2 separate regions of the Homo sapiens genome follow, and region 1 is linked to region 2. A link is a loop called in an ENCODE intact Hi-C map of the cell type or tissue named here. Cell type or tissue: IMR-90. All regions are shown on one strand. Each heading gives the region's core, and the rest is flanking DNA. Links, peaks and the distances in the headings are about the cores only. Region 1 overlaps LOC102724861 (a long non-coding RNA gene). Region 2 overlaps LOC105373870 (a long non-coding RNA gene).

Evidence for each region. A loop is a pair of places that touch in the nucleus more often than their neighbours do. Peaks named below come from ENCODE experiments on the same cell type or tissue, not always from the same donor. Only the 100,000 strongest peaks of a DNase experiment are listed, where the experiment ranks them.
Region 1: a loop joins it to region 2, with 11 times the contacts of the local background. A loop is called at or near these places in 2 of 110 quality-filtered maps.

Annotation. Positions count from the first base shown.
Region 1 is chr2:215,592,467-215,597,850 of GRCh38, forward strand. All of the region lies in intron 1 of LOC102724861 (a long non-coding RNA gene), which reads left to right. Among named protein-coding and RNA genes, the nearest start is that of LINC01614, 120 kb to the right of the region's middle. In IMR-90, for the core only: no CTCF peak of the experiment used is centred there; a DNase peak (open chromatin) is centred at 2,525.
Region 2 is chr2:215,910,859-215,916,242 of GRCh38, forward strand. LOC105373870 (a long non-coding RNA gene) reads left to right here. Exons shown (of 3, transcript XR_001739231.2): 2 at 700-783; 3 at 928-1,014. Among named protein-coding and RNA genes, the nearest start is that of LINC00607, 70 kb to the left of the region's middle. In IMR-90, for the core only: no CTCF peak of the experiment used is centred there; no DNase peak of the experiment used is centred there.

The DNA of each region.
Region 1 (5,384 bases), core at 224-5,223, 320 kb before region 2:
AATCAGTTGACCATTGAAACATATTTTGATCTAAGTAAATGGGAAACTTAAGGAACTCTAAGTCAACACTCAGGTGAGTTAGGAGCAAGGCAACTTTCTTGCCAGTTCTTCAAGTATCATTGAGGTTAAATGTAACCTGCACAACACAAAGTGAGGAGCTGTGCACCTGTGTCAGCCTGAAAGAGAGCTTTAAGACATTGTCTTTGACGCTATTCTGTTACATTTGAATGAGGACAAACGTTTACCAAACTTTCAGAGAATTCAAATCTCAAGACAGGTATTTAATACTCAATGTAATAGAGTTAAAATTCAAAATACTCTTCAGAGACCAGAAAACTAGATTGAAATAAACAAAATGAAGGCAGCCTGGGATAAATAGGAACACTTAGTTTCTAAAATTAATTACACAAGTATTGGGTATTGGAGGCTTGCCTAGATTTGGTGGTTGATAGTCACATGGTAATCTGCATTAGTTCCTCCATATGTTGGGGGTGACCTTTACATAGCCCCTGGAAGTCCCTTGATACCACCAGGTAATAATTTAGCAAGAAGCTTATGTAACTAATAGGTTTTTTACTATTACTCCTGGGCAAGGTATAACAAAGCCTAAGTGTTCCTAATAAGAAACAGAATATATATATATATATATATATAGTCATGCATTGTATAACAACATTTTGGTCAATGACAGACCACATGTATGACAGTGGTCCCATAAGATTGTAATGGAGCTGAAAAATTCTTATTGCCTAGTGATGCTGTAGCCATCATAATGTTGTAGTGAAAAACATTACTCATGTGATTGTCGTAATGCTGGTGTAAGCAAACCTACTATGCTACCAATCATATAAAAGTAGAGGACAGGGGGGCCAGGTGCGGTGTCTCATGCCTGTAATCCCAGCACTTTGGGAGGCTGAGGTGGGCAAATCACTTGAGGTCAGGAGTTGGAGACTAACCTGGCCAACATGGCAAAACCCCGTCTCTACTAAAAATACAAAAATTAGCCAGGTGTGGTGGCAGACGCCTGTAGTCCCAGCTCCTCAGAAGGTTGAGGCAGGAGAATTGCTTGAACCTGGGAAGCAGAGGTTGCAGTGAGCCAAGATGGCACCACTGTACTCCAATCTGGGTGACAGAGTGAGATTTTTGTCTCAAAAAAAAAAAAAAAAAAAGTATAGGTCCTACAATTATGTATAGTACATAATACTTGATAATGTTAATAAATAACTATGTTACTGGTTTATGGATTTACTATAGTATACTCTACTTTTTTATATTATTTTAAAGTATACCCTTTCTAGTTATATATTTTTTAAGTTAACTGTAAAACAACCTCAGACAGGTTCTTCCAGAAGCAGACATTTTTGTCATAGAAGATGACAGTTCTGGCCAGGTGCGGTGGCTCACACCTATAATCCCAGCACTTTGGGAGGCCAAGGTGGGTTGATAACCTGAGGTCAGGAGTTCAAGACCAGCTTGGCCAACATGGTGAAACCTTGTCTCTACTAAAAATACAAAAAAATTAACCAGGCGTGGTGGCTGGTGTCTGTAAACCCAGCTATTCGGGAGGCTGAGAGGCAGGAAAATCGCCTGAATCTGGGAGGTGGAGGTTGCAGTGAGCCAAGATCGTGCCATTGCACTCCAGCCTGGGTGACAGGAGCGAAACTATGTCTCAAAAAAAAAAAAAAAAAAAAGAAGAAGATAGATGACAGTTCCATGCATGTTATTGCCCCTGAAGACCTTCTGGTAAGACACAATATGGAAGTGGAATACAGTGATTTTTGATAATCCTGATCCTGTGTAGGCCTCGACTAATATATGTGTTTGTGCCTTAGTTTTTAATATAAAAGTTTTAAAAAGTAAAAATGAAAGCTTTTTTAAATAGAAAAGCTTGTAGAGACCAGACATGGTGGCTCATGCCTATAATCTCAACACCTGGGGAGGCCAAGGCAGGAGGATCACCTGAGGCCAGAAGTTCATGACCAGCCTGGGCAACACAACCAAACTCCATCTCTACAAAAAATTTAAAACTTAGCTGGGCATGGTGGTGCACACCCTTAGTCCCAGCTACTCGGGAGCTGAGGAGAGAGGATCACTTGAGCTCAAGATTACAGTGAGCTATGATCATGCCACCACACTCCAGCCTGGACAATGAAGTGAGACCGTGTCTCTCTAAAAAAATTTTTAAATTAAAAATTAAAAAGAGGGAAAAACGTATAGAATAAGGATATAAACAAAGAAAATATTTTCGTACAGCTATACAATGTGTTTGTGTTTTCAGCTAAATGTTATCACAAAAGACTCAAAAAGTTAAAAAAAATCTAAAAAGTTTATGAAGTAAAAAAGTTGTACTAAGCTAAGGTTAATTTATTATTGAAGAGATAAAACTATTTTTAATAAATTTACTATAGCCTAAGTGTAGAGTATTCATAAAGTCTATAGTAGTGTATAGTAACGTCCTAGGCCTTCACATTCACTCACCACCCACTCACTGACTCACCCAGAGCAACTTCCAGTTTTGGAAGCTCCATTCATGATACGTGCCTTACAAACAAGGACAACTATTTTAACTCATAAAGTTACAAAACAGGTAATATAAAAGGCTGTTATTAGAAATTACTATGGGGAAAAAATTTGTATTCTAAATAAGATTATAGAATAGCCAGAACATTCTTTTCATCTCTATCTAATAACTCCATCATTCCACCACAGTTACGTGGTAACTTTTTGAGAATCCAGGAGTGAAGTACTAGGGCCAAGGAAAAAACTCCCCCTTTACCCTCTGAAGGTTTGCTGGAAAATCAACTGACTAAAGGCAGACTGATAGGAGAAAAGCCATGTAAATATATTAACATGCACGGGGAGAACCGCAAAGTGATTATCCCAATCCCTCATTGGGGTACAAAAGCTTATATATCATCTTGAGGTTACAGAAATAATGAGGGCTCAGAGCATGGCCAAAATCAGGTTATCACGTTATGGTGGCAAGACAGGTTATAGGAGGGAGAGAAGAGGAGGCCTGGCTAGCAAAGGTGGTCTTGTTATGAGGGGACCCAAAAAGTTCATGAAAAATGTGTATTATGAAAACACTTTACATGGGTTTTAATCGTTTTTGCACCAAAGTAAACTCACACTAACTTGTTATAACATGTTCTGACTGAACAGGCTCTAGTTTGAGGCACTAAGAAGAATAAAGAATCAGTTTGAAAGGAACCCTTATTAGAGCAACATGAATTCTGCTAAAATTGAAGAAAGAACAAACAATGAATTCATGGTGATGCTTTAGTGGAAGAATGGTGAAATCATTGATTCTGTACAACAAATTTATAGAGATAATGCCCCTAAGAAATCAACAGTTTACAAATGGATAACTCATTTTAAAAAGGGATGAGATGATGTTGAAGATGAAGCCAAAAGTAGACCATCAACATCAATTTGCAAGGAAAAAATTAATCTTGTTTGTGCCCTAAGTGAAGAAAATTAATGTTGTTTGTGCTCTAAGTTTGTGTTGTGTTAACAACATAAACAACAGCCAATACCACAGACATCTCAGTTGACTCTGCTTACACAATTCTGACTTAAAAATTAAAGTTCAGCAAACTTTCCTCTCAGTGGGTGCCAAAACCATTACACCCAGATTAGCTGCAGACAAGAGCAGAGATTTCGATGAAAAAATATATATCTTTTGAGACTAAGTCTTGCTTTGTCACCCAGGCTGGAGTGCAGTGGTGTGATCTTGGCTTATTGTGGCCTCTGCCTCTGTGGTTCAAACTATTCTCCTGCCTCAGCCTCTCGAGTAGCTGGTACTACAGGTGTGCGACACCATGCCAGGTTAATTTCTGTAATTTTAGTAGAGACAGGGTTTCACCGTGTTGGCCAGGCTGGTCTCGAGCTCCCGACCTCAAGTGATCCACCCACCTCAGGCTCCCAAAGTGTGGGATTGCAGGCATGAGTCACCACACCTAGCCTTCAATGGAAATGTTAAACATGTGGGGTCAAGAACCTGAAGCATTTCTTCAAAGAATTGTAGCAGGAGATGGAAACGTCCTTACCAGGACCATCTAGAAGACAAAGCAGAAGCAAAGCAATGGCTACTAAAGTAGAAGTGGCCCAGTCAAAGCACAACTGGACTGGTCAAGGGCAAAGGCCATGGCAGTGGTCTTTTGGGATGCTCAAGGCAGTTTCCTTGTTGACTTTCTGGAGAGCCAAATAACAACAACATCTGCTTATTATGAGAGTGTTTGAGAAAATAAGGCAAAGCATTAGCAGAAAAATGCCTAGGAAAGCTTCACCAGAGAGTCCTTCTCCACAGTGATGCTCCTGCTTATTCCTCTCATCAAACAAGTGCATTTTTGTGAGAGTTTTGATGGAAATTATTAGGCATCCACCTTACAGTCCCAGTTTGGCTACTTCTGAGATCTTTTTGTTTCCTTATCTTAAAAGAATCTGCAAAGGGTGTCCAGTTTTCTTCAGTTAATGACAGAAAAAGGACTCCATTGACACGGTGAAATTCCCAGGATCTTCAGTTCTTTAGGAATGGACTAAATGGCTGGTATCATTGCTTGCAAGTGTCTTAACCTTGATGTGTCTTATGTTGAGTAAGAAAGTTTACACTTTTAATTTTTATCTTTGAAGTCCATTTTTCCAAGAACTTTTTGAAGTCTCTTCATATGTAGATGAAACCTCACAGACAGCAGCCTTTAGAGAGACTAGATGATAAATGTTTTTTTCAGACCTTCAAAGGTGTCGAACTCTCAGTTAATCTTTCCTAGATCTGGACAAGGGAAGCCCTCAGAGATAGCCTGGCTGCATCAATACAGATTCTTTACAGATGCAAATCAACCCCTCTGCCCTTCCTCCACACCCCTACAAAAGACAGCTTTGCAGGGCTACTTCTGTTTGCAGGCGCTCTGAACAGCCATCTTGAAATAAGTAAAGAAGTATATTTTGGGGTGAAATATTTGTACTTCCTTCAAGGTCTTGAGCATTGCCCTCTGTCTTGTGGCCCTATCACTAGTCACAGGGATCTAAAACTAATTGAATTGTTGAAGAACCTACATTTTTAGACATAAGGTCCAGATTTGGTGTAGTTAACTCTGACATTACCTCTAATAAGATACGAAAGGAAAATACAGCCTTGAGCATCCCCTGCCTCTTGTATCCTTTGGCTTAGCTAGAATACAGTGTTCAATTCTGAGTGTGAAGGCATCAAGGTAATACTAACAAATTAGAGAACATTCAAGGGAAGGCAAAAGAGACTGTGAAATAGGAAGCATGTCAGATGAGTAATGTTTGAATAACATTTGGAGAAGCAAAGACTAAAGATGTGATAAACATATTCAAATATTAGAGTAGCTATTATGTTTTACAGAAGTATATGTAAATTT
Region 2 (5,384 bases), core at 243-5,242:
GTTATGGGGAGGTGTTCAGGAAAAGTGCAATAAACAAGAACCAGGTTTATTTTGCAGATGTAAGTCCACACTTTCTCCATTGATAAGAGTCTCTAGTGATTCAGTCAGCCCTATCTTCCTGGTATGGAGAGGGAGATATCCTTAAAAGTGAAGATTTCCTTCATAGGTATAAATTTCTCTTACAAAAGGGTAACTTCTGTTTTCAAAGTGTCTGCTGTGTCTGCAGGTTCTCAAAATAACCAGCTCAAAATAATCCTTATGCCAAAGAGGCATATTTTGGGATGACTTGGGGTAATGTGTTCTGAACCCTATTAAAGTATTTTTTAAATTATTTTTAAAGAAAAATAATTTGCTTAAAGATGGGGTGAATTTGAATCCCTTTTTTCCCCCAGTTTAAAGAGTTACCGTAAGATTTGAGAGGTATGGGTGGACCCGCTCTGAATTGAGATATTTCAGCCACTGATTTAGGATGAAAGAGGGTTTTCTCTTGCCTCCCACTGGTTTTGTGTTTCACTGTTTTCAGAACATTAAATGAAGTGTTACCATGAAGAAGGCACAAATTACTTAATCCTCACACAAGAGCCAGTCTCATTAGCTCACACTCACACCTCTTAGGTCATACCATGGCCATCAATTATACCCGGCTGATGCTGCAAGGGACAATCTCACTGCTCTGTGACATATTTTTCTGTCTTACAGATTCTAGGTCTCAAAATATAAGGAATGACCTCACGAGTCACAGCCCAGTTGTTCCTATATGTAGTTAGAAGGAGATATCTGAAGGTTGGTACACTGTTAATATTATTCAATCATTTCAGCTCTCTTCTCAACCTCTCTATTCTCAACACTCAATTTCAAGTTTATGGCACCACTGCGATTCTAGCCCTTCCATTTCCCACTCGGAATTTCTGTGCTATCGTCCCTCAGGAGCTCCTTGGATCTGGCATCCTCTCTACCGTCAACCTCACACCCCAGGCAAGAAGGGGAAATCCCAGAGGCCATAATCCTCCAGCCATCTGGGAGGCACCCAGAAGACAACCATTAGCAGACACTCTGGGACTTCAGGCAGTTCTGCTCCTTGAAACAACTGTCACTGGAGAGGCGATTTTACAGCAGCCACTGTTGTCAAGTGGAAATACATTTTTAGTAATAAGAATAACAGCAATGGACGGATAAGCTGGCTCTTCTGGAACAACCATCCAGGGATATTCCAGCCTTACAGTTCTATCAGGTCAAGCAAAAGTTGATGTTTCTACCTCACCAGGGAGCACTTTAGCCCTTAATCTCTTTTACAAGCAGCAGAGGACTTGAAGACCAAATGACAGCCAGGGACCTGGCCATTGCCGGGTAGCCTAGGAATGTGCGACCACTAAGGAATTGAAGCCCTTCTCTGTGTCTCTGTTTTTCTCACTTGTCTTCTTTCCAGCTGTCCTATAGGTGTGGTAAATCTGAATGCACAATTCTCAAAAACCATAACTCCCACTTTTTCTAGGTGCCAAAGAGAATGTTAAAATATCTTCAATTATCCATTCTCTCATTTCAACTTCAGCTTCTAGTATTGATTAAGAAGTGGAGACCACCTCATCTGTCCTCCTCAATCTTATTCATGCACTACTGAGACGCACCTACAGGAGGAGAAACACTTCCAAGCACACGATGTGAATTTGTATCTTTACACACCTAACATACCGACTATTCCTGAATCCTTATCCAGTTTGAAAGAGAATACAATGCAAGTAAAACCTGAATTGATTTTAGCCTGATGTTTTCCCGTGGAACAGGGACTCATAAATCACTCCATATGTCAAACTCTGCCCTTCTTCCCCGATTCAGTAATCACTCTCTTAGTAACTTGGGAGATATAAACTAGACATTTGTATCTACCAGGGGTTCTATCTGGCTTATTTATTTAATTCAGCTGAGAATTTGGGGTGTTATGTTTCATTAATTCACCAATGACCTATTTTAAATCAACGATTCTGAGCCAACTTCTTTTTGAGATATTGGACTTGATATAAATACAATGCAGAAAGAAGTAATTCTCCATTCTGGGTTAACTTCATTATTGTGCTAAGTATTCCCATAAGAAAAAAAAATTATCATATGCTCTCAAGCTTCACAGACATATTTTTGTCTGTATGTTTACTCAGAAAGGAGATAAAGTCTACAGTTTCATTTTCATACTTTTACAGCAAGATCCTAACCCAATCCAAAAACCCCAGCTATTTTGCATTAAAGCTAAAATCATGAAAATTAGTTAGAATCACAAATTACGTCTGGCTTTCAAGCTATCTGTAATGCACAGATGTAATGTAGCAAACACGTTGTATTTTAAAAAAAAAAAAAACTTAAAGGTTTTAAAGGAAGGTTGGTGTCTTCTTCCTTTCTTTTCAGACCAAGTGCTAAGACTTGGAGTTCAGTTAACTACTATTATTCATAATGGAGTTTCAAAAATTCTAATGCAAGGAGAAGATAAACCTCTCCACCAATGTTTACTTACTGGAGAAAGCGCAAAAAAAAAAAAAAAAATGAGTATGCAGATAGAGCTTTGTGATTTAAAGCAATAGCTTGCACTAAATGCCCCCATCAAAAAGTAAATTCTCAGGAGTCACCTTTCAAATCCAAACCTGGAGGATGATTTTGTATTCACCACTAATGTCATCCATGATCTCGTGACTCAGAAATACTGAGCCACTTCAGGCACATTGGTTTTCCTAACTAAATATCCATGTCTCCATCTTTAAAAAGTTTAAATTCCTCTCATGCCTGTAATCCCAGCACTTTGGGAAACCGAGATGGGAGGATTGTTTGAGCACAGGAGTTTGAGACCAGCCTGAGCAACATAGCAAGACCCCATCTCTACAAAAATTTTTAAAAATTGGCTTGGCATGATGGTGCATGCCTGTAGTCCCAGCTACTGGGGAGGCTGAGGCAGGAGGATCGCTTGAGCCCAAGAGTTCAAGGCTGCAGTGAGCCATGATTGTGCTGCTGCACTCCAGCCTGGGTGATAGAGTGAGACCCTGTCTCAAAAAAAAAAAAAAAAAGTTTAAGTTTCTTTTCTGTTTTCACTACTCAACTTTAAATGGCCTCTTTTGGTCTGAGCTATGAGGTCAAAAAAAAACCAGTCAGAACTGAGTTTTCAGCTATACATATTTTTACATCCTTGCGACAATACTCTGATGAAAGTGTTAAAAGATAAAGTTAGCCACATTGAAATTTTATTTGAGCAGACAGCAATTCATGAATCAGGAAGCTCCAGATCGCAGGTGTTTTGGGCTCCACCAATAGGGCATGAGAGGAAGACTTTCATAGGGTGAAACTTTCATAGGGTGACTCTCAGAAGCAAGGTAAAGAAAATATAATTGGTTAAAATGGAGCAGAAGTTTAATTTGGACTATTCCAGTGGAAAGTCCCTAATTAGAAATTAATTGGCAGTTCTGGTTGGTTAAGCTTAAGTTTCATTCTCCTAGAATATGACCGTTTACGCTGACTTGGGTTTCCATTTGCTTACATAGTAGCCAGTCTAATAGCCTCCTAATTAATTATTTTAACAAAAAGAAAGAATACATGTTCTCAGAAAACCATTACTGTGGAGGTTTCTGAGTGCTCTCCTCTCATGATGTTCCTTTCACTTCAAAGACCTCCTCTCCATGTATCCAAGCCCTTTTTGCATTAAGCACTGTTCTGACAGACACTTCTTCTTTCCCTAATACCTAGCAGAGCCTACCCACAGGACCACTTAAAAAAAAAAAATTGTGGAAGAGGGATGCTATGCTTTTCTGCTCTTGAAGGAACTCCAAATTGTAACCTTTCAAGATTTTCATGTGCCCACAGGATGTAGCTCAAGTTAGAGCAGAGACTACACTAGATGCAACAACTTAGGTTAATATTTGGTCCAAAACTTAACTGTAACTGTTGTCTCAGAAGAGGTATACCTATGCACACCCTATGGCCACACAAAATGGACTTCTGCTCACCCTTCCCCCTTAACCTGAAAGCTACCCACTATAGATTACATGTTTGTCCCCCCAAGCCTCATATTAAAATTATCCCCATTGTGGGAGACAGAACCTAATAGGAAGTAGGAAGTGTTTGAGTCATGGGGATGGATTTTTTTTTTTGACCGAGTCTCGCTCTGTTGCCAGGCTAGAGTGAAGTGGTGTGGTCTCGGCTCACTGGAACCTCCGCCTCCCAGGTTCAAGTAATTTTCCTACCTCAGCCTTTTGAGTAGCTGGGACTACAGGTGCCTGCCACCACACCTGGCTAATTTTTTTCTTTTTCTTTTTTTTTTTTTTTTTTGGATTTTTGGTAGAGACAGGGTTTCACCATGTTAGCCAAGATGGTCTTGATCTCCTGACCTCATGATCTGCCCACCTTGGCCTCCCAAAGTGCTGGGATTACAGGCGTGAGCCACCATGCCCAGCCAGGATGGATTTTTTATGAATGGCTTGACACTGTCTTCATGGTCATGAATAAGCTCTCGCTCTATTAGTACCAGCGAGAGCTGGTTGTTTAAAAGAGCCTGGTACCGCTCCTTTCTCTCTCACGTCCTTTCTCACCCATGTGATTTCTGCACACGCCAGCTTCCCTTCATCTTCCACCGGGAGCAGAAGCAGCCTGAGGCTTTCAGCAGATACCCAATCTTCCAGCCATCGGAATCGTGAACCAAATAAGCATTTTTTTCTTCATAAATTACCCAGCCTCAGGTATATCTGTATAGAAACTCTAAATGGACTAAGACACTACCCACAAACGTTTCATCCTGGCTTGCTGAAGTTGTTCGAAGAGGAAGTTACAGATCAGTTTCTTTTCCTGAAAGTACAGTCTGTTACCTCAAACAAAGTGTGACTATCAGACAATCAAACATATATAAATAAAGCAAAAAAATGTAAAATACTTTGAAATGGACCAAAGTTATTGTAAGGTGTCTTCAGTGGAGAACTAGACATTGTCTAAATACATCATTTCAAGTTATGTGATTCTATGAGGCCTCTGTGCCTTTCCTTGACTTTCAGTGTTTTACAACTCTTTAAGTTGTGGATAATTGGTAGTGACACAAACAGTTCTTTGTCCATAAACATGCAAGTCAATTTTGTTCTCTGAAAATACACCATTGGTTTTCCTCCCCCACTGTGGAATGAGACAGTTTTGCATCTATTTGTAAATTTATTGCAACGTCGTTTGCTGGTTCTTTAAATTTTCCTTTGAACTAGTTGTAACATCTTACTAGTTCTTTCATTAATTAATGATTTAAATAAAATCTCTAATGTGTATTGATTTTATATTTGAGATTTGTGATTCTATTCTATTTTGGAAATTATAAAACCCAGAGAACAGTACAAAATTGTTCTTTACTTTCCTCATTGAAGAATCCATGGAGTCCA